Linked DNA regions of Mus musculus: all the other regions are linked to region 1. The links are chromatin loops, found by intact Hi-C in ENCODE. Cell type or tissue: heart. All regions are shown on one strand.

Region 1 (8,000 bases):
ACTCTGAAGGGGACACATGGTGCTTATTGGGTTGGTTGGGGACAGCCAGGAAACCTGTTCTTAGAGTAAATATCCAATGCAGGGGTTGAGAGAGGAATGGGGTCAAAATAGACCCATGTGAAGTTCTCAAAGTTTCTGCTCCCTGTTTTACTCTCAGATTCCTGCAGAGGCTAACAGGACGTGCTGGGTGGGAGGAAAAAGAAAACTGTACCGAAAGGAACAGACAGCAACCAAAGGGCAAAGAGAAATCACCCCCGCTTGTGCAGGCATAGCAGGCCAGTAAGAGCAATATTCCCCAGGATGTAGGTCCTTCCAGTGTCTGAGCAAAGAGTGAGGGAAGCAAAAGGGATGCAGGCGCTTGCACTGAAAACACCCGAGTCTAACGGAGCAGCCAACAGGCGGCTCGCTGATCAAAACTCAGCTCTAAGTGATCCTGAGAAGAACCTGTCCTCTTGGCACCTCTCAGTGGTCCATCTCCAGGACGGCATCTGCTTTATATAGTTGGATGGGACACATCCTTAAGATTGTCAGATTACAGGAGATGGCAGATTTAGGCAATGGAGCTAACATCATAGCAAGCACACACTATAAGCTTAACATACACAAACTGAATGTTGGAATTAGCCAGGCTCCCTTCAGCCACAGCCCATATCCTCCAGGCTACTGCAAACTGAACTACATACTTCTTTCCGGAGTGAAGCTGTGCTAGTCGTTTCAGATGAAATTCACTGTGTTCTCTAATACAGTACCTTTCTTCAATAAATAATAAAATTTTTCTTCCTCTCCAGTTAGATTCCAGATATCATGCTGAAAGGATGCATTATTCTTGTCTATGTATAAAAGATGTTCTTTAAAAACTAATACCACACAGCCAGCAAGGGGCAGAGTGGGGCTGGAACTAGTGTGTGTGACAGTCACTGTGATTTTTTTTTTCCCAATCAAGAATTCAAATAGGTGATCTTGCCATGGAATAAAACACTTGAGCTCCGAGTGCTTGCTTCAGCAATCACTGCAGAGGCTGCCTGCGTTACGTGAAGACTCTCAGCTCGAAACAGAAGCAAAAACCCTGAAACAAGTGCTTTCTCAAAACAAAGCTCTCTCTTGCCCGAATCCCGTGCTTTTTACGATGAATGCACTCAAGTAGGAGAGGAGCGTGTCTGAGTCACTATGATTTATTACCCACTCGTTTTGGTCTCTTTATCCCACTACCTCTCAGCATCTTCGCCTATGGGGTGGGAATGAAGCCCCTGCTCAGAAAGACCCCATGGAGCTCCTGCCCTGAGAAAGTGGTCAGCAACTGACAGCTGCTCTCGTGACCAGGCCACGGCACCAAACCCTGGTCTGTTGGTGACTACACATCTCTTCCTGCCTTTTTCACCTCCTGCACACTCTCTCTTCCACGTGTGCTCCACAGAAAGACCACGGACTCTTCCATCCGACTTCACTAGGGAAGGAAGGTAACAAAAGATCCAGCAGAGAGAGTATGCAAATATCAAATATTATTAAAACATGAATGAACTCTGATGATTTCTATGAATTTTGATAAACGGCGTTCATTATGGACTTCCAGCCTCTCGACACACTCCGAGGTCTCTCAGATATTAACTAGATAATAACAGCCATCGTTCTCCTGAAAGAACAAGGTGTAGAGAAACTGAAGTGATGCTTGGCCTCCAAAGGCACTGGAATCACAGCACAAACAGAACCCAGAGTCTTCCATGACCCTCAATGGGCTCAGCCTTAGCCTGTGCAGGTCCTGCTTACACAGGTTAGTGGGTATCCTACTGCTGGGGGGGGGGGGGCTACTGAGTGCACTGGCTGCTTCCTTCACTCATTGCAGAGCCTCCCCCCCCCAAAAAAGAAGACTAGATAAAATGAAAAGATGGGAAGCTACAAGGGCCTCGTTCCAAGCTAACAACCTTGTAGCACAGATAGGGTCCTCTGACCATCAACCCTGGCCCCCAACTGCCTGTGCCTGGAAGAAGCATTATGCACATTTCCATTAAAGAGGATTGGACAAACGCCTTTGCCATCTCATCCTGACTGAGAGGATAACGGTTTTTTTTTTTTTTGTTTGTTTTTTTTAACTGCTTAAAATCCTCAGGTGCAGTTCAGACAAGAGACAGAACAAAGCCAAGAGGACTACCCCCAACAGCTCCCTAAACCGAGGGCCTGATGCCACCCAAGTGACACCACCTTAACAAGCTTGGGGGTGGGGTCATCAAGACACCCTATCTGCATATTCATGAAAGACTCCAGACCACAGCAAGTGAAAGTGTACAAAAAAAAAAAAAAAAAGAGATTTTGTTTCTCAAGCCAAGCGAGAATCTGCTTTAGAGAGAAGTAAATCCACATGGAGACCCTGGCTGTCGCTAAACCTTCGCTGGCCTAGAAAAGCCAGCACCTCATTAAAGGAAACCAAGGGATTCGAAAATGAATGCAGTACCACACACAGGCAAGCTCATTTCGCCATCTGCCCGGTAGTACCCAGAGGGGCAAAGGGCTTAGATGCTACTCTTGAAGTCTCTCTCCGGCAGGTGGAAATGCCAAAGTCCCAGGGGAGGGAAAGCAACCCTTCCAAGGTCAAAGGACTGAGAAGGGAGGGAAGCAAATCTTGTTTACCTGTCGGCAGTGCCACTGGTGACACTAAACACACGCATAAATTAAGTGCCCTGGAATAATTTACCTTTTGTATGTGACTTAAGACCTGACTAATTCACTGTATCGGATGAAGGGACCGTGCACAAGTCCCCATTGAGCCAGGCATTTAAACTTACTCTCCCCATCACCTCCCATGACTCTCCTCACCACTATCTCTACACACAGACAAGGGGGTGGGGGTGGGGGGCTAATATACCATAATGGCAGGCAGTGGTTAGCTATGCCAAAGAGAAAGACCATGGTTAAGCAACTTAAATAACTGCCTTGAGCTTTCTGTGTGCGCGCCTAACCCCACCCCCAACACCCGTCTTTCTGACAATCACTGGTTTGGTTCTAAGATATGGAGGGCTTTGTAAGGGCTTTTACACTCCTTTCTGAAAGCTGACTCCCACCACATCGTGAATTAAAATAATAATTCAATTAAACAGTCAAACATCCAAATATGGATCTTTCAACCACATTCCCCACCTAGAATACCTAGAATATACGTGTGGAGTGAGCAGGAGAAAGAAAACATACTCCCGCGTTTAACACGGCCCATCCAACTTGCTTAATTCTTCAGAGGACCAGTGGACCACATTCAATCGGTATCACTTCGACTTGAGCTAAGAGAGGCAAGAAAAGGTATCTGGAGGGAATAAGGTAGGAAGAAACAACAGTGCAATCTCGTTAGATCCCAAGAGAATGCAAAGACTCTGTCCTGTAGTTAAAAGGCCTTTGTCAATCACAATTACCACTATCTGAAAAATTGACTGTGGAAACCTTTGGAGAGCAAGGCTCCTCCAGTCCAGCCCTGCTGAATGTAAACCACGGGGCCACCACTGCTGCATGACAGCGCTACACACTCGAGGCTCCCAGCAGCGGATGCTCATTCTACAACTCAGAAGCAATAATCCCACCGCAGGACGCCAGGGATAGGGTTGGATCCCCGGAACCCATTATTTTTCTTCATCTTTCCAGACCCGTCGGTGAAGAGCTGGGGGATACGGTGGGAGAAATTTTTCTAACCCAGGGCTGCCCAGAGTGGGAAACTTGAGCACCTCTTAGCCATCAGTAGGACAATACACAAAGACGAGGGGGACAGCGCTCCTCCGCGGCCAGAGCTCTGAGCTTGGTCGTGTTCAAGCAAGGAATTAGGAATTCCAGCTCAGCAACAACCCGGAGAAGCACCGGAAATGCTTCCGACCCCTTCAAAGGGAAGTCGATTTGCAAATCAAAGTTGGAGGCAACTCCGGGCGCCCGGACTACTTCCGCGGGTTACTCTGGAACACCCAACAAGTTTGGCCACCCGGGGCTCGGCGTGACAGCGCCGCGCCGCAACCACGACAGAAGCAACTTGTCGCTCCAGCACGGGTCGGCCTCCACCACGGCCGCCCGGGGTTGCAGGAGAGCCGGTGTCAGCCGGCCGGAGCCGCTTGGGGACTCCCCAAGCCGGGAGGCGTCTCCCGCCGCCGCCTCACCTGCCCGCCAGCCCCGCGGCCGAGGAACCAACAAAAGAGCGGGCGATCGGGAAGGAGAGGGGCACCCCGCGCCGAGCGCAGCAGGCAGGAGCGGAGGGGGCAGCTGAGCTGGCGGTGGAGAGGAAAGGGGACCTCACGGAACCAGGGGTGACACCCCGGGCAAACGCCAGAGCGGGGACCATAGCTTCCACCCGCTCCATCACACCCGCGCACACACGCATACTCACACATCCTCCCCGTTCTCCTTACCCAGCATGGAAAAGATGAAATCCTTGGCAGTGTGGATCTCCAGCGCTCTCTGGTCGTCGTATTCCCGCTGGTCGTGCCTGGTGAATTCCTGGATGAGTTTGTTCAGTTCCTCCACCCGAGCTCCAGACCTGAAATCCAGCTCCGGGAAGGCAGGCTTGTTGTTGCAGCCCAGGGAGGCTGCCTTGCTGGCGGTGGGAGCCGCCATCTTCATGCAAAACGCGCCGAGCGGCGGCTCCGCGGCGGCCGCGGCACCCACCCCCGCCCCCCACCCCGCCCCGGCCTCCCGGCGCGGCTGGGCAGCCCGGCCCGTGGGCGGGCTGGCTTCTGGACGGGCCCCGCGCCGCGCTGCGCTCGGGGCGGCCGCGCTCCTTCGCGGGAGGAGCCCGACTGCGGCGAGGTGCGCGTGTGGCCCCGGCCCCCGGTCCTCCCGCCCCCGCCCGCTGCGCCGCTGCGGGCCCCTGCCCTCCTCGAGTCCTGCCGGGATCGGTGGCGGCGTCCGGGAGTGGACTCGAGCCTCCCCGGGGGCAAGGAAAGTGAAGTGGAAACAATGTGAAATTCACCAGCGCTGAAATCAACAAGCTGCCGGCTCCGGTGTTACGGAGCCAGCAGCAGCAGCATTCCCATTTAAAGGGACAGCGCACCCGGTGGGAAGAAAATAAATAAATAAATGGCAGAGGTTCGCGCGCCCGGATCACTTGCCAGTCCGTACTCGGGCTGACGCGCGTGGTGTGGACGCTTTCTTTCTCCACCTCCACCCCCGCCCCTCTTTAGGGGCAGGGCTTGCCAAGCGCATCCAAGGAGAAAGGAGTCTTCCTACTCTGATCTTAGGGCGGTGTCCCGGGCGAAAACGTGTCTGTGGGCGCCTTTCCAATGTCCATCCCGAGAACTTTAGTACCTTTGCTTGGTGGAAAAATATAAAATGTACCTTCTGTCCTTTGTCGCCTAGAATGATAAAATCAGCGAATCAAGAAGGGGTGCCAGTCATGCCGCGTATAGATACTTCCAATTAACCACTCAAGTATCCTCCTTACCTTTGCCCTTGGTAATTAGTTTGCCTGGGTAACAGCTCATTCAACTTAACATATAGTGCCTTAATGAGAGCCAACCTGCTCTCAGACAGATAGGAATCCAAATGCGGAATGTGGGGGAAGGAAAACAATGAATTGCCCCAGGGTACAAGGAAGATGGGAGTGGGAGAGGGAGTCTCCCTTTTGGCAAATAGAATTTGAGCACTCGCTATTAGCCAGACCGGAATGACTGGGATGAGTCCTGGGACTTAGCCCTCACCCTCACCCATGTCCCCACTGGAACTAGGGTTTTCAAGACAAGACTGCTGTAGTCCAAGTCTAGTTTATCAAGACCAAATGGCAGATGTGGTTTTAATGTTCATGTGATTCACACACTTAAGGAGGCCTATGGACCCCTAGGAACAATGGTGAACTGTCCTCTATCCCAGCCTGTGGTCCTATCGGCCCCTTTAATTTTCTTACCTGAGTTCTCATCACTGAAAACTCACATTACCTTGTAAGACCTGGACATCCAGGCCCTGCCATACTTACCCATGTGAATAGGATAACCATTACATCTTCATAGGCTGCTTTAAGAATTAGGTGAGATAAGACTGGACGGACACCATTTATTATAAAGAATGACACGTTAAGTAGCATGTTAAGTAGCCATTAGCTGTATCAGCTTCCACTGTTGATACAAACTTTAGGGTCCTGGGGTGAGTGTGTGTGTGTGTGTGTGTGTGTGTGTCCCTGCATTTACATACACTGCATTGTTGCCTGGTGCCTGCAGAGGTCACAACAGGGCATCAGTTCTCCTGAAACTAACGTTCCAGACAAATGTGAGCTGCCCTATGGATGCTGCGAGCTGAACACAGGGCCTCTACTACAAGAACAGGTGCTCTTAATTGCTAAGCCATCTCTCCAGCCCCTCCCACAGGATCTTTACAAAACACAGATTTGTAAAGATCCTCCCCTGGAATTTCCCTGCCTCTTCTTTCTGTTCTGTAAGCCCAACCAAGGCCAACCTCATCCTTTCTTGCTCTGATAGCTACTCCAGGCCAGGCACAACCTTTGCCCCCACAGCTGAGTAGCAACCCTGTTGCACTCTTAACAGAAGCTTGCATGTGACACCTATGACTCCAGCTTGCCTTCTCATTGTTATTGCAAGTCCCACATTGTGAGTTAACTGGCATGCATCATATTCTGTGCCTGATCCCCAGCCCTACATACATGCAAACTCGGGACACAGACAGAGTCTATATAAAATAGTCAAAACACTTTCCTCTCTTAATTTCCAAAACCGGCAGTAAGACGTTGCTCCTTCCTTTTTGCTGCCTTTTCTTAAGATAGTTGCATCATAGAAAGTCATCGGGTTTCTAGCAGAAATCACTCTCAAATGTGAACTAGGTCTGAACTTGGTGGTTTAGAATGAATGAGATCATCATTGTGGACACTTCTTGCTGGTCAGTCAGATTAGAATTCCAGGAATAATAGACCTCCACTGAACCTATTTATATTGAGAATGTTACTGAATGGGAAATACTTTATAGATCTGAGACAAGATGGCATAACCATCTCTGAATTGCAAAAAGTTAGAGGAAAATAGATAAGGAATGCATTTCCTCAACAGACTCTTGGATCATGCTTTGTCCTCTATGTCCTTGGAAACTCTATGTCTCCATCACATATGCAGGCAACTGGATTTAGCAGTTCCTTTTCCACTTTATGTCATATTTTTTATTGTTTTTGTTTTTTAAAGGAATGGTCTCACTATGCTGCTCTGGCTAACCTTGAACTCACTATGTAGTGAGGTTGCCATAGAACTCTGTGTAGGAAAGGCTGGCCTGGAACTTAGAACCCTCTTACCTCTGCCTCCTGAGTGCAGAAATTACAGGTATGTACCTCTATGCTAAGCCATGTTGGGGTCTAAATTAGTGTATGGCAATGGACAGACATCATCCCTTAAAGTCTCAGAGGTCATTGTTTAGGTGACAGCAACCACTCCGGGCAATGTCAGCCCCCAGTATTTCACCACCGTTTAAGAGTTGTTATAAGTAGACTGTTCTTTGAGTGAAATTAATTCCTTGCATCCCTTTTCATCTCCTATGCATGGTATAGGAGGTCAGAGAAGAAACAGTTGGAAAAGGTGAAGAGAAAGAACAGTTTCTATCAGAGCCATTAATATTTGAGCCTTGTAATAAGTATGCACGGAGGGCGGGAGGACCGCCATCTAAGTAAATACTCAAGTAGGGCTTTCTTCACATCCCCCTCCAGCTTCAAAGCAATCAGAAGAACTCCATGTCTCCCACTGCGGAGAGGAGCTTGTCCATTTTCCTGTTGTCACAAGCACCTTGAGGAAGAGACTTCCACGTTGCCTCTCTGGGGCTGTTTGTTTTGAAATACAACTCTGCGGATTCATGGCAAACCCTCAGCTGAGTGTGTATTAAAAATAGCAAGCTCCACATTCACATGACGAAGTAACAGAATATAATTTTAACCAAAGTTTGTCTGGCCTAACAGGGATTTAAATAGCAGTCCAGACCACAAAGATGTGCCCCCATTGGCCAGGCCGTTCATGGTTCTAGCAATGGAAATGACCCAGGTTTCTTATGATTTGCCA
Region 2 (8,000 bases), 66 kb before region 1:
CGGTGAGCCAGGGCTAGTGTGTATGCCAAATGTGTGTACAGAAGAGCTAACAGAGACTTCTGAAGCGACGGCATTAACAGCACTGTGACTTCCTTCCTTGCCTTGGTCCCTGGAATCTTTGGAGAAAGCCAGCCGCTACGCTGTGAAGATGTTTATGTTGGCACTATGGGTCCTTCAGCACCAGTCAAGTAGGTGGGTGACAGCAACGCCAGCTAAGCATGCCTTCCAGGCATTGCCAAATCAGAACCGCGCAGCTAAGCCTCGTCCTGACACTTGGTCCCAAGACTATGGAAGATACTACCACTCACTTATAAACCCACAGTGCTTGGGGCCACGTGTTTACTTAGCTATCAATAACTAGCATAAAGAAAGGCAGGGAGCTCATCTGAAACCGGTTCCCTGGTGCATAGAGATGTCCCCTGGTTGTGACAGCTTCTTAGCATTTGCATTTCAGACTATAAATGAAGCTAACCTCAGCTAACCAAGCCTTTGTCTCTTACTGAATACAAGATTCAGAATTTCTCAAAAGTTGTAAAAAAATAAAAATTTAAAAATACATCATAAATTCTATGATTGCACTAATGTGAGAGATATAAATAAAACTGAGGGGAGACACACACTGAAAGCAACAGATTATGGTTATTAGACGTTTCCCCACTACACTCGGGATGCTGTAAAGAGAAAGACAATCACAGGCGAGAAGACACCCAGAAGGACAGACAGACAGCATCCTGAGGCGGCATTGCGTGAGAAAGGGAAATGCTGCCCTGGCTATCCAGGACAACTAATTAAACTAGCTCTGTTGGGCTCCAGCTCCACTTGGAATGCTACTGCCTCGGGCTCCTATCACCACCATTTATACTTGAAAAGGCTGCTACAAAGCCCAGCTGAGAGGGAAAAGCAGGCAAGGAAAAAAGCATCGACAGTCTTTGTGTTCCTTCTACTTGTTTTGGCACAAGAAACCACTTGGTGCAATTGTTAAGTACCCTCCGGGACCGAGGAGATTTTGACGTATTAATTCTGGGGAAGGCGTGGAGATCTGTATTAACCAGAGCCCCACAGATGTCTGCTAAACATATACACTTTGGAACACTGATCTGAGCTTAGTGACATTTGTTCTTTTCGTCAGATTGTCATGGAAACCCACATCCTGAACTCCTTAGTCAAGGTTCCCCTCTCCAAGTACCTTCAACTAAGTGAATGGTTTTGTTGTCCTTAACACAAGAAAATGTATCTCTCCAAGGACAGTTTGCCATCAAGTGAAAGTCTCAGTAGCCTGATGGCAGGTTATATCCATTCCACACTGACCATAAATACCAAGAGGGGGTGGTGGTAAAGACCACACCACCCACCAGGTTGAATTGCGTCTTTTCCATTAGACACAGTCTCAGGGGTAAGCAGACATCTCCCCCAGGAAAAGACACACAAGGATACACAGAAAATATCTTTAAGCCAGGTGTGGTGAGACACACCCGTAATTGCAGCACTCTGAAGTCTAAGGCAGAGGGATGACTTCAAGTCCAAGACCAGCTTGGTTGGCCTAGAGTCAGGCTCTGCACAAAATTAATAAATACCTGAAAAAAAAAGAAAGCAAACAAACTAACAATGAATGACATCAGCACAGCTCTTCAAAGGCTCCTTTCCGTCAAAAGGGCTCCGAGGTATCTTTCTCAAATAAACAACACTAAAATCGCCCTCGGTTTTTAAACATCTCACTCAGGAGCCTTCTGGCTTCCTTCAGCTTTCCAACTGAAATTCATCCTTGACCTGAACTTCTAAATCTCTCATAAACACCAGTTGTGGCATACAGGCAGGGCCCCTGCTGCAGAAAGAGCATGTACTGACAGGCCGTAAACCAAACAAGAACCAAGAGGACCCTTTAGACACTCCCATTACAGGTGGTTGTGAGCCACCATGTGGTTGCTGGGACTTGAACTCAGGACCTCTGGAAGAGCAGTCAGTGCTCTTAACCACTGAGCCATCTCTCCAGCCCCAGAACATGGCTCTTTAAGAGCTGTGTTTCTCAACCCTCCTAATGCTGTGGCCTTTAATACAGCTACAGTCCCTCGTGTTGAGATGACCCCCAACCATAAAACTGTTTTTGCAGCTACTTCGTTACTGTAATTTTGCTACTTATGAATCGTAATGTAAATATGTGTTTTCCTGTGGAGTCTCTACAAGTTGGGGACTGCTTCTTTAGAGTGTTGCCCAATGCTATTGACGTTTCGGTGAATAGTTTTAGATACTACATAGCTTTTTCATAGGACGCTTAGGCTAAACTGTACTTCACCTTCTGGTAGAAAGCTTGCTTGGATAAAGACCCCGGTCTTCTCTGCTCCTGGGAAGGTGTCTTAATTCCAACATCCTCTGCATTCCCAGGACATAAAGCCATGCTTTTGTTGTTGTTGTTGTTGTTTTTTTTTTTTCCTTTTCTCTATAGCTGGACCTGACAGCTGGAGGTCAATGGAAGTTCACCTCAGGTTGTAGTATTGTCCCACCCACGGTAAGCATGCCGCCAATTTATACAAAGGAGGGACCCGAGACACTCAGATTCGGACTCAAATTCAGTCTTAACATAAAGAAGAGTCCCAAGCCCAAGAGAGTGATTTGCCCCAGTTACACACACACACACACACACACACACACACACACACACACACACACAAAGAAAAAAAGGAAAAAGAAAAAAAAATAAAACCCAGTCTCTCGTCTACTATGTAGTTCTCTGCACAGGACACTCAGTCCGTTAAAGTCCTTGTCTTCCGGGGCATTCTCTCCAGCCCTCCCCAGGGCACTTCACTAATTCCTCATCCTTCATTCTTGCCAGCAGATCCTTCATGCCTGAAGCAGGCTTTCTTTTCCCCCTGCTCCCATTATCTCCGAGAATCATACTTTGTTCCTTTGGAGAACTTATTCAAAGCAGTGTGCATTCAAAACTGAAATTATTATATTAAAGAGGACTTTTTTTTTTTCCTTACCAGGATACAAACTCCCTGAGAATAGAAACCATTGCAGTCGTGACTGTTCGTTCCTTCTGGCAGGAAGTCTATCTCAAATTTCATTGAATAAATCATCTGTTGAAATCCAGTGGATCTACAGTACAAATATTCCATCTCACGATGAACACAGATAAAATATGCCCAGCAAAGTACTCGTGTGTGTTAAAAGACATCCAGACATCCCCACCCCCCCACCCCCTTCGGCATTAGGATGACTTAGTTACTTTATAAACAACCTGTAGCGAGTGCAGAGTCTAACGTCTCTGTTTATGTGTTCAGATAAGTTACTTTATAAACAACCTGTAGCCAGTGAGGAGAGTCCAACCCAGGCTTCTACCTAGGAAACGTCTGGAATTCCATTCTCTCTTAATGACTTCCTGAGAGGTGTCCAGCCTGCTTCAGGAGAGTGAGTCTAACTGGAAAGCTATTGCGACGTCACAGGATCTCTTCCCAAGGCTGGATAGAAATCCTCACTGGCTGTGGGCACAGCTGCTTCCTAGCACGGGTATGGGTTTTTAAGACCAAAACTTGTATCTGATTGTGTGGTCTTCAAAAGGTTTCTTTAAAACACACATCTGCAAATCTGACCTCCACTTTAGAGAGAAGCCACTCACACCTCAGCTTTCCATGTCACTGCACAGATTCCAAAATTAAATGGGGACAATCTGACGTGATGCTGCAAAACATGGCAGCTGTCTGTTAGACACACGGAACCATTTCCCACCTCAATTCCAAATTAAACCCCTGAGTGGATCACTTTAACTACCGCCTGTTGTGGAACCCCGTTCTGTTACAGACTCACCAGCCTTGATCCTCAGCTCATGCTGAGAAACCCATCCTCCTTTAGGAGATCCGAAAGAAAAAATAATTTTTTCTTTTTTTTAAAGTCTGCCTTTGGAGAGAAAGCTTTGATTCCACACTGTCTTCAGCACACTCCCTGTGAGGTGTCCATCGTAGGATCCCTCCCCCAAGCTTGACAAGAAAGTCACATCACCCTTGTATGGGAGCACCTCTGGAATGTGGCTGAAGGCAACTGTGAGGTTAGAGTGTCTGCTTACTGTTCTCATTTGTCTTAAGAGTGGGTAGAACTGGGTTGTAACCCAAAAGACCTAATTATAAACCTGCTTAAGTCACTCCCTGGCTCTCGGCTTCCTTAACAGTAAATCAGGGTGTCATTCAAAGGGGCCTTTATCACTGTTGGCATTTCTAACTTTAACACCATGTATCCACAGAGAGCATCTCAGAACTTATTTCCAGAATGTCAGAAAGCGGATCCAGTCTCTTTAGAGGTCTCTCTGTTTTAACACCACTGTAGAGACTTAAACCTTGCTACACAACAACCTCTAACACCCGAGGGGATGCTTAAGGTGGGGTAGTCTGTGTCACCCAAAAACTCGTTCTAAAATCCCTTAGGATGTGGCTGTACTTGAAGATAAAGACTTGAGAAGACACGACTGAAGGAAATGTGAACCGAATTGGGTGGATCCCAGTCCATACTTACCAGTGTCCCTATACCAGAAAAATCAAGACACAATGAAACACGGGGTAGGCACAAAAGGAATGCAGATGAAGACATGGTGTAAAAGAGGCTGTCCGTACACCCGGGCTGGGCATCAAGAGAAGTGAGCATCACCAAGGCCTTGATCTAATACTTCTAGCCTCTAGAAATACGAGGAAATCAATTTGTGTCACTTACTCCACCGTGCCCATGTTTTATTATGACAGCTAAGCAAGTAAATACAATACTGAAGAAGAATTGCCTACTTAGATGAGAATGTGACACACTCCCCCTGCTCAGGTCTCTCTTCCCCTAGTGGCCCTCTCCAAAGCTGCCACGTGAGGTTTCCAAGATGTAATAGGTTTATTACTGCTGCGATGAAACACCACGACCTAAGCAGCTTGGGGAGCAAAGGGTTTGTTTGACTTGTGCTTCCAGATCACAGTCCATCACTGAAGGAAGTCAGGAAAGGAACTCAAGTGGGGCAGACGCTGATGCTGAGGATATGGAGGAGAATAGCTTACTGCCTTGCAAACCATGGCTTTCTTGGCCTGCTTTCGTTTTGTTTTGTTTTGTTTTGTTTTTTGTATGTGATTAAATTTTTTTTATTTATTTCATTTACATTTCCAATGCTATCCCAAAAGTCCCCTACATGCTTCCCCACCCACTCCCACTTCTTGGCCTTGGCGTTCCCCTTTACTGAGGCATATAAAGTTTGCACGACCAATGAGCCTCTCTTTCCACTGATGGCCGACTAGGCCATCTTCTGATACATATGCAGCTAGAGACACGAGCTCCGGGGATACTGGTTAGTTCATATTGTTGTTCCACCTATAAGGTTGCAGATCCCCCCCAGCTCCTTGGGTACTTTCTCTAGCTCCTCCATTGGGGGTCCTGTGATCCATCCAATAGCTGACTGTGAGCATCCACTTCTGTGTTTGCTAGGCCCTGGCATAGCCTCACAAGAGACATCTATATCTGGGTCCTTTCAGCAAAATCTTGCTAGTGTATGCAATGGTGTCAGCGTTTGGAGGCTGATTATGGGATGGATCCCTGGATATGGCCGTGTCTAGATGGTCCATCCTTTCGTCTCTGTAACTCCTTCCATGGGTGTTTTGTTCCCAATTCTAAGAAGGTCAGCCTGCTTTCTTATGGAACCCAGCACCACCAGCCCAGCGATGGCACCACCCACAAAGAGCTGGACCTTCCCATATCAATCACTAATTAGGAAAATGCTCTATCAGCCTGCCTATAGCCCCATCATCTTACGGAGATATTCTCTTAATTGAAGCTCCTGCCTGTTCGATGATCTAGCTCACGTCAAGTTGACACAAACTAACCAGCACACCAGGTGACTTAGCACCCCAAAAATGGTGACACGGCGATATGACATATCACCATAGGGAATATAAAAGCCCTTAGTCACCTATACCATTTTCCCTTTAAGCAAATGCAGATCCTACAACACAACACATTGATATACTTGGTTGAGACAGACATCTTATTATGACACATCAAAGACCACACTGAGTACAGTTATGATGCTTGCAGAACCTTTTTGAAATTAGGATGATGGTACTTTATTGGTGAATTTAAAGCACATTTAAAATATGCTTTGTTAATACCCAAAACTCTGCCTGTATCTGTTAAGCAAAGAAGCCACAAGGCTCTCTGCTCCTTCACTCTAGTCAACACGTTTCCTCCTGATAGCACTCTCCATAGCTACTTACTCCCTCCTGGGTCCTTCTCTTTCCCCAAGGAGCCTCTGAAATCTGTAAACACCGGGAGACTCTCATACATAAACATGTCTGTTCTTTTAGAAGACTAGCAGGCAACAGGTCAAATGTTGGCACTGCACTGTGTCTCTAGTCTTGACCCCTGGTATATTCAATGCTGAGCCCTTGGATGAGGTCTTGGAAGCTGGGCTCAAAGGCAAGAACAAAACAGCTCATTACCGTGTAGCACCCCAAAGGCAAAAGACATTAGGCAAGCTCCCAAAGGGAATGAAAAGTTGACACCCCAGAAGCAAACAGGATTATCAGACCTGAACAGTGGAAAAGAGAATCTTACGTTCCTGGGTCAGGTGACTTGGTTCTCTGTGTTCCCAATGATCCCAGGTTACTATCTAGTTTGGGAAGCCCACTGCACATTTTCCAGACTTGAGAGAAAGCACCTGGGTGGTAGCAGGTATCCATAAATTCCAGAAGCTTCACACCCTTGGACCACCTGAGCAAACAGAAAACTGAGGCAATCTGTGGTACTATTCAGCCATTCTTATGTCGGCCACCTACCATGGCATAGTAAAGTCCCCTTGGAGACCTATGAGCTATAAATATCTCTTATCCTTCAATTTTTCTAAGCTGTCATTTTAGGCGATCAGCCTGGGAGTGGGAGGAATAGGGAGGGAGGGAGAAATAATGCTGTTTTATTTTGTTTTGTTTTGTTTGCTTTCCTGAGACAGGGATTCTCTCTGTAGACCAGGCTGGCCTCAACCTAAGAGATCCTCTGCCTCCTGAGTGCTGGGATTAAAGGTGTGCGCCACCACCACTGCCAGCTTGAAGCATTTCTTATTTATACTTTCTCATGAGACTGCAGTTGCGTCTTGGTCTGAGACTTCTGTTATGTGAAGACCTTGTTGGAAGAAACATCCATTTATGAATCTTTGAGCAAAGAGCTTAAGTCCCTGCTGCTGTCTGATGTCTTAGTTCTTCACTACACTGCTTCCATGAGGGAAGGGCACACTGTCCTCAGGATGGCAGCTGTCTTCCCACAGGGTAAGCCATCCAAGAGCAACAAGGGAAAAGCCGGGGTCTATTGAGATTGACTTTCTCAGGTTGCACACTGTCACCTTCAAGCCTCTGTCCATTAAGAACAAGCCATTAAGTCCATCTGAATTAATTGAATAATACTATAATGTTCAGCATTTCTGTTACATACAAAGGGAAAAGTAAAATAACAATACACACACAGCATTCACATACCCCACAAAGACCATACACACAGAGAGGCACAACACACACACACACCTCTTCCCAGATGAACACACATATATACCACACACAGAGATGCTCACATAACACAGAGAGACACCACAAACACAGAGAGTCAGCACACATACACCACACACACACACACACACACATTCCACACAGACACATGGATACTCACCCCACCCAGATGAACACACACATACATACACCACATATACACAGATGTTCACATACCACACGGAAAGAGACACCATCCATCCATCCATACACACACACACACAGATATCCCCCCATCACACACACACACACACACACACACACACACACACACACACTCACACCTTCCCACAAACAGTCTTGTGGGATCTAAGCAGCAGTGAGAGCGGAACAGAACCAGAAAATCTGATTATCATGCTCTTTTCATGAAGTCAAGCTGAGATACCCAGTCTGTCTGAAGCAGAAGTATATCCATGTGCTGAGAGCAAACAGAAGGCTGAATCCCCGATTTCTTTT
Region 3 (8,000 bases), 100 kb after region 1:
CTATCATGACTACCCTCTGAAAGACCAAACAAGCAGCTGAAAGAGTCAGGTGCAGATATTTGCACCCAACCAATGGAGGAGAAGCTGCTGACACCTGTGTTTGAGTTAGGGAAAAGTGGGAAGAAGCGGAGGAGGAGGGCAACCCTGAAGGAGGACTGCAGTCTCAATTAATCTGGACCCCTGGGCCACCAACCAGGCAGCATACACCAGTTGATATGAGGCCCTTAACAGAGTGAACTGGACTGCCACTGCTGATTCGTGTTGGTGTTTTGCTAGAGGGCTGGACGCTGACAGTGACTGCTGGATCTGGGTTCAGTCAGAGAAGATGTACCTAACCCTCACGAAACTGGAGGCCCCAGGGAGTGGAGAGGCCTAGTGAGGTGGGGTATGTGTGTGTGTGTGTTGGGGAGGGGGGGGAGTAGGGACATCCTCATGGAGATGAGGGGCGGAGGAGGTATGGGATGTGGAACAATTAGAGGGTGGACTGGGAGGGGGATAAAATCTGGAGTGCAAAAAACCGAAAAGATTAAATATAATTAAAAATGCATATATGTTGCAGGAAATATTTAAAAATGAACCCGCCAACTCTCTGTGCTCCTGCTTCTCTCAACCTGCCAACTCTCTGGCCCCTCTGGGCCACATTCCTGCTCTAGTACTGGCGGGCCACAACACTATGTCCCAGTGGGGTCCTGCCGGCTCTGCCCCACATTCCAATAACCAAATAGATCTGCCATCCTTGTGGTTTGATAACACAATACCAGTAACCTGGTAAAAACAAGACTCTATGCTTATAGTTATCCAATCAGATTCATGTATCAATAAAATCACAATTTACAAGATGCCAATACAATAATCTCAGAGCTAATGGTAACGATAAAAGCTTTATCCCGATTATTCTAACCTCATGAAATAATTACGTCGGCCTACATTCTCCTCCCTCCCTCTCTCCCAAGATGCCTCTATTTCTGCAACTCTTAGTTCTGCCTCCCTTTTCCCTGTCCAATCACAGGCCTCCTTCTGTCCAAATGTGATTGCACAAGGAAAATCCTGCAAAACACACACACACACACACACACACACACACACACACACACACACACAGGTAGAGAGAGGGCGTTAGAGATCAGAAAGGTATTTGTGATACAAATAAGTAAATGATGATTTGGCGGTATGGTGTGGTGGTTTGAACAGGAATAGGGCTGATAGATTCATGTGTTTGAATGTTTGGCCATAGGGAGTGGCACTATTAGGAGGCATGGCCTTGTTGGAGGAGGTGTGTCACTCTGTAGGTGGGCTCTGAGGTCTCCTATGTCCAGGCTCTGTCCAGTGCAGAAGAGAGTCTCCTCTTGGCTACCTTTGGATCAATGTGTAGAACTCTTTGCTCCTCCAGCACCATGCTTCCTGCCATGATGATGATGGTCTGAACCTCTGAAACTGTAAGGCAGCCCCAATGAAATGCTGTCCTGTATAAGAGTTGCCATGGTCATGGTGTCTCTTCACAGCAATAAATTCCTAAGACAGGGAGAAAGCTTGTCATGAACTTGCATTGATATTCCACATCACATTTTTTACTCTTATTGACATTGCGAAGATAAAGCATACTCCACTGAGCATTAAAGTGGACATGAATATTACAGTGATGAGTGCATGAGATAATAATTTAGTCAAGGCTTCCTTATGTTCAGGAGTATAGGGAGAACTGGGGAGAGCTGGAATTATAGTAAGAGTTTGAGAGAACATATGCAAGTGTAAAAATATTTTGTAGTTCAATGATGCAAAAATTATGGCCATACTAGTGTGTGTGCATGGTGTGTGTGTGTGTGTGTGTGTGTGTGTGTGTGTGTGTGTTGGTCTGTCTGCCATGTATGGGTGGGATGGAGGTGAGAGGTAGGGCATGGTGATTCTTGGTCTATGTTGTCAAAATATCTCATTCACACAATATTCTCCAATTTTATCACACTCAGCATGATATGAAAGGTTGATTTTTAGGTGAATTCTATTTTATCTATATGATCAAGTTATACTTAAGTAGGACACAATAGGTTTTACTTGCAAGACGCGTTGCACCTGCTTTCCACATCACTCTGCTGCTGGAGGAGAAGAAGGGGATTTGTGGAATGTGGTCAGAGATGCTTCTCTTCAGCTCAGCAGGCATCCATTTGCTTAGCATCTCACATGGACCCAGGATCCCACGTGGTAAGAGTTGATTGTCCCTGTTGCTAAGGATGGAGCTTTGGTAATAGACACCGATATCCATTTAGTAGTCAGGATCTTTTGCCATGCAAAGCAAACTCCACCCAGATTGGTGCAGAACCTATTTTCTTTGAGGAGTGACAGGCAACTGCCACAGAGGTGCACCAAACATATCTCCAGGCTGCCAGAAAGTTTTATTTCTTGATGCCGATTGTCTTGAGATAAGAAGCTGGGCATTCCCTCTCAAGGAGGCTCCTGAGTAGCTGTCAGGGCTAATCTGGGTGAGAGATGAAAGACTGACCTAGGGTTAAAGGCCCCACATCCACTGCACATCTCCTGAGTTATCTAATCTGTCTGGAGAACAAGCTATCTGCAGAGGAAGCGTTATTTTATAGCTGACCCTTTAACAAAGGGGAAACAGTGACTATTAGGAAAGGCAGTCTGTTGCTGTCCTGAGATAAAGCTGCCTGGGTAAATCCTATCTTTTTAAACTCAGAAAAAAGAAAGACAAATATCTGGAAAGCCTATATAAATCATGTGCAAAAGGTGTTGTTTTGCTCGAGTTCTTGAACACACACGCACACACACAGAGACACACTCAGAGAAGGGGGAAGGAAAAGGGTAGGAGTGGAGAGGGGGAAAGGAAGAGGAATGGGAGAAAATATATCTCAAACCCTACACTTTGGCTAGCTTCTTTCTACTGAAAATCTGCCTGGAAGAAGCACTGTCCCTGTCATATTTGTGTAAATCTGGGTAAGGCTGTCCCTAGACTTCTATATTCTCATCTGTAAAGCAATATATGTAGCCAAAAAAGAGAAAAGGTCCTCTAGAACAAAGGGTAAATCCCTGACATACTATCATTCTTCACTCTTGTACCTATAGCAAATATAATTAATTGCTTATAGCGTTTCCTCCCAACCCTCATGCAGCCTTAGAATTCTACGCAGTAATTGACCAGAATTAGCAGTGTGAGACCTATTTGCTCTGCCTGCAGTTTAGTGATGCCTGTGGACCTTTGTGTCGGGTCTCAGTAGTTAGTGGCTTGGCTCATGTAGTGCCTCTGGCACAGCGTGGCATAATCAGCATCAGCAGGACAGTGCAGCCGCAGTGACACCAAGATATTTGAGGGGAGGAAATCACAGGTTTCAGAGACAACACATGTGGATTCATCAAAACTAAAGGCCACATGCTACCCAGGAGGAAACCTGCAGATAAATGCATTAGATGAGTGGGTTTTACCTTTTAGTTTTCTATAAATGCATTATTGAGCACTTCTGTTGTCAAATAGTGAAGAACTGAGGTTAGACCTCCTTAAACCAGAGTTTAATTTTCTGGTTACATTATAAAAAGGAAGGTAGGACAAGGGTGGGTGGCCATGGCAACGATCGATGACTCCAGAGAAGGACTCCTCTTTAATACAGCTGTTTGCCCCTGTGCTGTGTCAGCTCTTTCATCCATTAATTAATGTGTCAGCTCCTTAACGTGGCTGTGTCCCTGTTGCACATTCCATAGGATCGTCTACAGGCTTTTGCCATACAGGCCTTCCAGTGGTACTGTTCCCATCATGTTACTCTGCTGTCAAACCTTCAGTGTCTCCGTGGTGGGCAAAGATCCATCAGATTGTGATGTTTAGAATGCAATTCCTCAGTAGCTCCAAGCTCTTATAGAGTCCGAGTAAGAAACTAGTGGCTTTCATTCTTGCTTAGAACGTTTTCCAGGACCGAGTGGTGGTGGCACATGCCTTTAAAATCAGAAACGACGTTAGAAGTTGAAATGCATGTGTGCTGGAGAGTGAAGCAGAGGCGGAGGCAGAGGCGGAGGCGAGTGGATCTCTGAGTTCAAGGCCAGCCTGGGCTACAGAGCTAGTTCCAGGGCATCTAGGGCTGTACAGAGAATGGGTTTCTCCCCCCCCCCCTTTTTTAAACCAAACTTTCTTCCCTTTCCTTCTTCCATGTCCTATATTCATTCATCTGCTTCATATTCTTCTTTTGACTCTAATTGCACCTCCAGCTTGCTAGGGACCATCTTGCTCACTCCTAGGCTGTGATCATGTGCACTTTACAGAGGTTCACTGGCAGAGACTGCTGCCTCTGCCTCTGTCATTCTGTGTGACGTTGTCCCAGGGAAGGTTTCCTAGAATTAGAAGCTGAGACCAGCATGTGTGTGAGTTATTCAAGTGCTCCCAGAAGAACACTGGATGGAGTGGAGAGAAACAGGACGAGGGCAAGGAAGAAGGAAGCCAAGGCGTTCTGGGGAGATATCAACTTCAGCCTGATTCCACAGGATATTTGGAAGTATAAAATAACTATTAAATTGCTCCCCCTTGAGGCGGAGTCACCAGGACTTCATAAGGCTTAATCAGTCTGTCACTGGACAAAGACTATCCCCAGAAGGACGTAAACTCTGCATCTGCAGCCATCTCCACAGGGAAACAAAGTTAGTCTGAAAAGAGTTACAGATACACAAACATTTAAAGCAGCGGGGAATGGTTCTCAACCTTCCTAATGTTTAATCCTTTAACACAGTTCTTCATGTTGTCGTGACCTCCCAACCCCAACCATAAAACCATTTGGTTGCAACTTACCACAGTAATTTTGGTACTGTTATGAATTGTAAAGGGGTCACCACCTACAGTGTGAGAGCCACAGATTGAAAGTCAAAAGTCCTGCTAGAGTCAAGGAAGAAATATGATGGAATTGTGAAAGAAATGGGAGAGGATCTTGCCAGATCACATCAGCATCTACTGAAGAAGTTCAGGCTCTATAACCTAAGGGGCTTTGCTTAGTTTTCCATTATCACACCGCATCACAAGTGTCATGCACACAGGAGCCTCACCATGGCATACCTACAGCGAACAGTGTACACAGGCTTCCAAACCTAGGGGCCTATGCCAGCAAGTATTTCTGTAGAGCATTTGTCAGATGCTGTGACTCAAGGTTGGCATCCTCCATCTATCCCTCAGGCTCTGATCTCTAAGAGAGCATCACCTGTTGCCCCACTCCCATCTCACGGTACTTCATTAATAGAGCAGTTGGAGAGCAGAGCAAGCTGGCTTTTCCCCTCCTTCCCAGCCCGCCTAGCTCTAATGGATCAGCACTGCCTGCCATGTGACCACAGGAAAACCACAGTCCTGTTGGCTAGAACGACACAAAGATAATGAGACAATAACCTCCTCTCTCTGAGATGCTTCCCTCGGGAGGGAAGGCACACGGGCAGGGAGACCTGGTGAGGCGGGATTGCAGTGGGCCCGGGAAAGCAGAGCATCGGAGGCAAGTCTGTGGGGGCTGCTGTGGCTCTGGCGGTTTATGCGCGCCACCTTTGTGCGCCTCACTTATGGACTCGGTGGGTGCCACATCTGATTAATTTAAAAAGCGGCACCTTCCCTCCTCTCTCATTATAGAGAACTCCACTGGGCCTTGTCTTGACAGGTTAGGCGCAAAATGACAGATGGGGCTGAAGGAATGGTCCCCTCCCCCCAACCTAGTCAGAGTTCCCTCACTGACCTCTCTCCCAAGCTTGGAGGACAAGTCCTTGTGGCTAGGCTGCTGCACAGGGCACCACCTGCTTGGAACCTTGATAGCAATTAAGAAAATTCTCTGTTGCATCTGCATTTCGACTTTAACATTGACTCTGAATTTGTTATTCCCTGTTTGAAGGTTTTGTAAGAATATGCTGTTTATTCCACTGTAACAAGCTAGTCACATTAAAAACAAAACTATGATTATAGAACTGGATAAAGAACATGGCTCCACTTATGGAGAAAAATGTTTAACTACCCACCAACAGTATATGCATTAAAAATCTGAACGTATTCTAACAATCTGCATGAACTGGTTGCCCCCATCCCCCGCAGGGGGGAGATGAGATCACATGGGAGGAATCTTTATTCTCTGCTCGGTTTGGATGCTTACTCTAAATGAGATGGAAATACAATGGCATTTCCATTAGAAAAAGAATTTATTGTTAAATTGACTTCACAAGAAATTATACCTTTAACCATTGTGCTTAAAACAGCTATTTGTTTCATTTGAGTCTTTCTCCATCTAACCACGATGAGAATTACAGTGTGTATGTAATAATTCTTAGCTTAGAGTTTCACTTAATGCTACTTCATTTGTACTTGCCCGAGAATATAATTGGCATAGTTTTATTAGCGGATGCTTAATTGTACATGGATTCAATGTCTATTTATATAGAACAGCGTTCTTTGGAAATCACATGCTAACTCTTTGCCTGTAGAGTTTACCAGAGCTGAAGACAAGGGGGTGACCAATGGCTGACAAGTTCACCGGCAAGCCTTACACATACTCCACTCCCTTTACTTTATAGGAGACAAGGTCAGAGAAATAATACAGCCTGTTAAAGACACATGGTTCCTACCCGTCCTTGAATGGTGGTGGTTTGAGAACTCTCCTAGAGTGTGTGGCTGCATGTGGGTGTCCGTGCTTGCTTGCTGGCATTGAGCTTCATTTTCACATTTCTATATCAGGTAGAATGAGGCCTGTGCTCGGAGCTATTCTCTGTTCTTCCCAGCTGGAAGTCAGCTCCTTACCACAGAAAACCCATCTGTACTTCCTTTGTAATGTGACTTCTTTTCATTTATATAATCTTCAGCCCTAGATCCTAAGTTCCTTGGGGAAAAGGATCTATGTCTTACTTCATATTCCCTTCCTTCGTCCTTCCCTCCTTCCCTCCTTCCTTCCCTTCCTCCCTTGCTTCTGTTTCTTCCCTTTGGAGACAAGATCTCACTCTGTAGCCTGGGCTTTAAACTCACAGAGCCTCTGCCTCATGAGTGCTAGGGTTAAGCGTGTGCACAACCACACCCAGGTAACACAGCACTTTCTAAAACAGTGGTTCTTCACCTTCATGATGTTGCAACCCTTTGTGGTGACCTACAACCATAAAATTGTTTTTGTTGTTACTTCATAACTGTAATTTTGCTACTGTTATGAATTGTAATGTAAATATGTGTATTTTCTGATGGTTTTAGGTAACTCTTGTGAAAGGATCATTTAACCCCCCCAAAAAAGGACTAAAGACCCACAAGTTGAGAACAGCTGTTCTAAACAGCTTAATAATATTAATAGGTGTTAGGGATAGAGAGATGGCTCAGTGATTAAGAGCACTGACTACTCTTCCAGAGAACCTGGGTTCAATTCCCAGTACCTACATGCATTTCACAGGTATCTGACTCCAAGTCCAGATCTGTTATCTAATTCTGGCTTTTGTAAGCACCACTTACGCACGTGGTTCATGGAAATACACAAGTCAAAACCCTCATAGACATAAAATGAATAAACTTAAAAAATTAAAAGTAAAGTAGTTGTAGAAAAATATATAGCTTTCTCTACTCAAGGGACTCATAAAGTTTTTCATTTTAATTTGTATTAGTATTTTATGTTGTATCTTCATTAAGATATTTCATTAACATAATAATTTTGCATACTTAAGAGGTAGAGTATGATAATTCTCTCTCTCTCTCTCTCTCTCTCTCTATATATATATATATATATATATATATATATAATGTGTAATGATTGAATCAGGCAGTTAGCATTTTTTCTCCTTTATCATTTATTTGTTAGAGACTTTGAGTTCCTCTCTTGTAGCTCTTTTTAAAAGAAGTCCTAAATTGCTGTGAACTGTGCTCACCCTATCCATCCTATCTAGTGCTGTAGAATATGAGCACCTGTACTCTTATGTAATTATATTCTGATACATGTTATACAACCAGTTTGCGTTGGCTTATTCGTCTCCTTCCTATATTAAAGATGGCCACTATCCTATCCTTTACTTCATACATATGG

The links. Peaks named below come from ENCODE experiments on the same cell type or tissue, not always from the same donor. Only the 100,000 strongest peaks of a DNase experiment are listed, where the experiment ranks them.
Region 2: it touches region 1 in a loop (2.2-fold over the local background); 6 of 42 quality-filtered maps call a loop at or near these places.
Region 3: it touches region 1 in a loop (2.1-fold over the local background); 3 of 42 quality-filtered maps call a loop at or near these places.

The regions. Positions count from the first base shown.
Region 1 is chr16:28,925,083-28,933,082 of GRCm38, forward strand. Mb21d2 (Mab-21 domain containing 2) reads right to left here and starts at 4,616. Exons shown (of 2, transcript NM_177718.3): 1 at 4,371-4,616. The coding sequence starts at 4,581. In heart, a CTCF peak has its summit at 3,521; DNase peaks (open chromatin) are centred at 3,669, 3,919, 4,119 and 4,909; H3K4me3 peaks cover 3,210 bases; H3K27ac peaks cover 2,010 bases; H3K27me3 peaks cover 687 bases.
Region 2 is chr16:28,858,932-28,866,931 of GRCm38, forward strand. The region is part of intron 1 of Mb21d2 (Mab-21 domain containing 2); the gene reads right to left. Among named protein-coding and RNA genes, the nearest start is that of Mb21d2, 67 kb to the right of the region's middle. In heart, no CTCF peak of the experiment used is centred here; no DNase peak of the experiment used is centred here.
Region 3 is chr16:29,029,051-29,037,050 of GRCm38, forward strand. No RefSeq gene overlaps it. Among named protein-coding and RNA genes, the nearest start is that of Mb21d2, 100 kb to the left of the region's middle. In heart, a CTCF peak has its summit at 4,520 (motif pointing left); no DNase peak of the experiment used is centred here.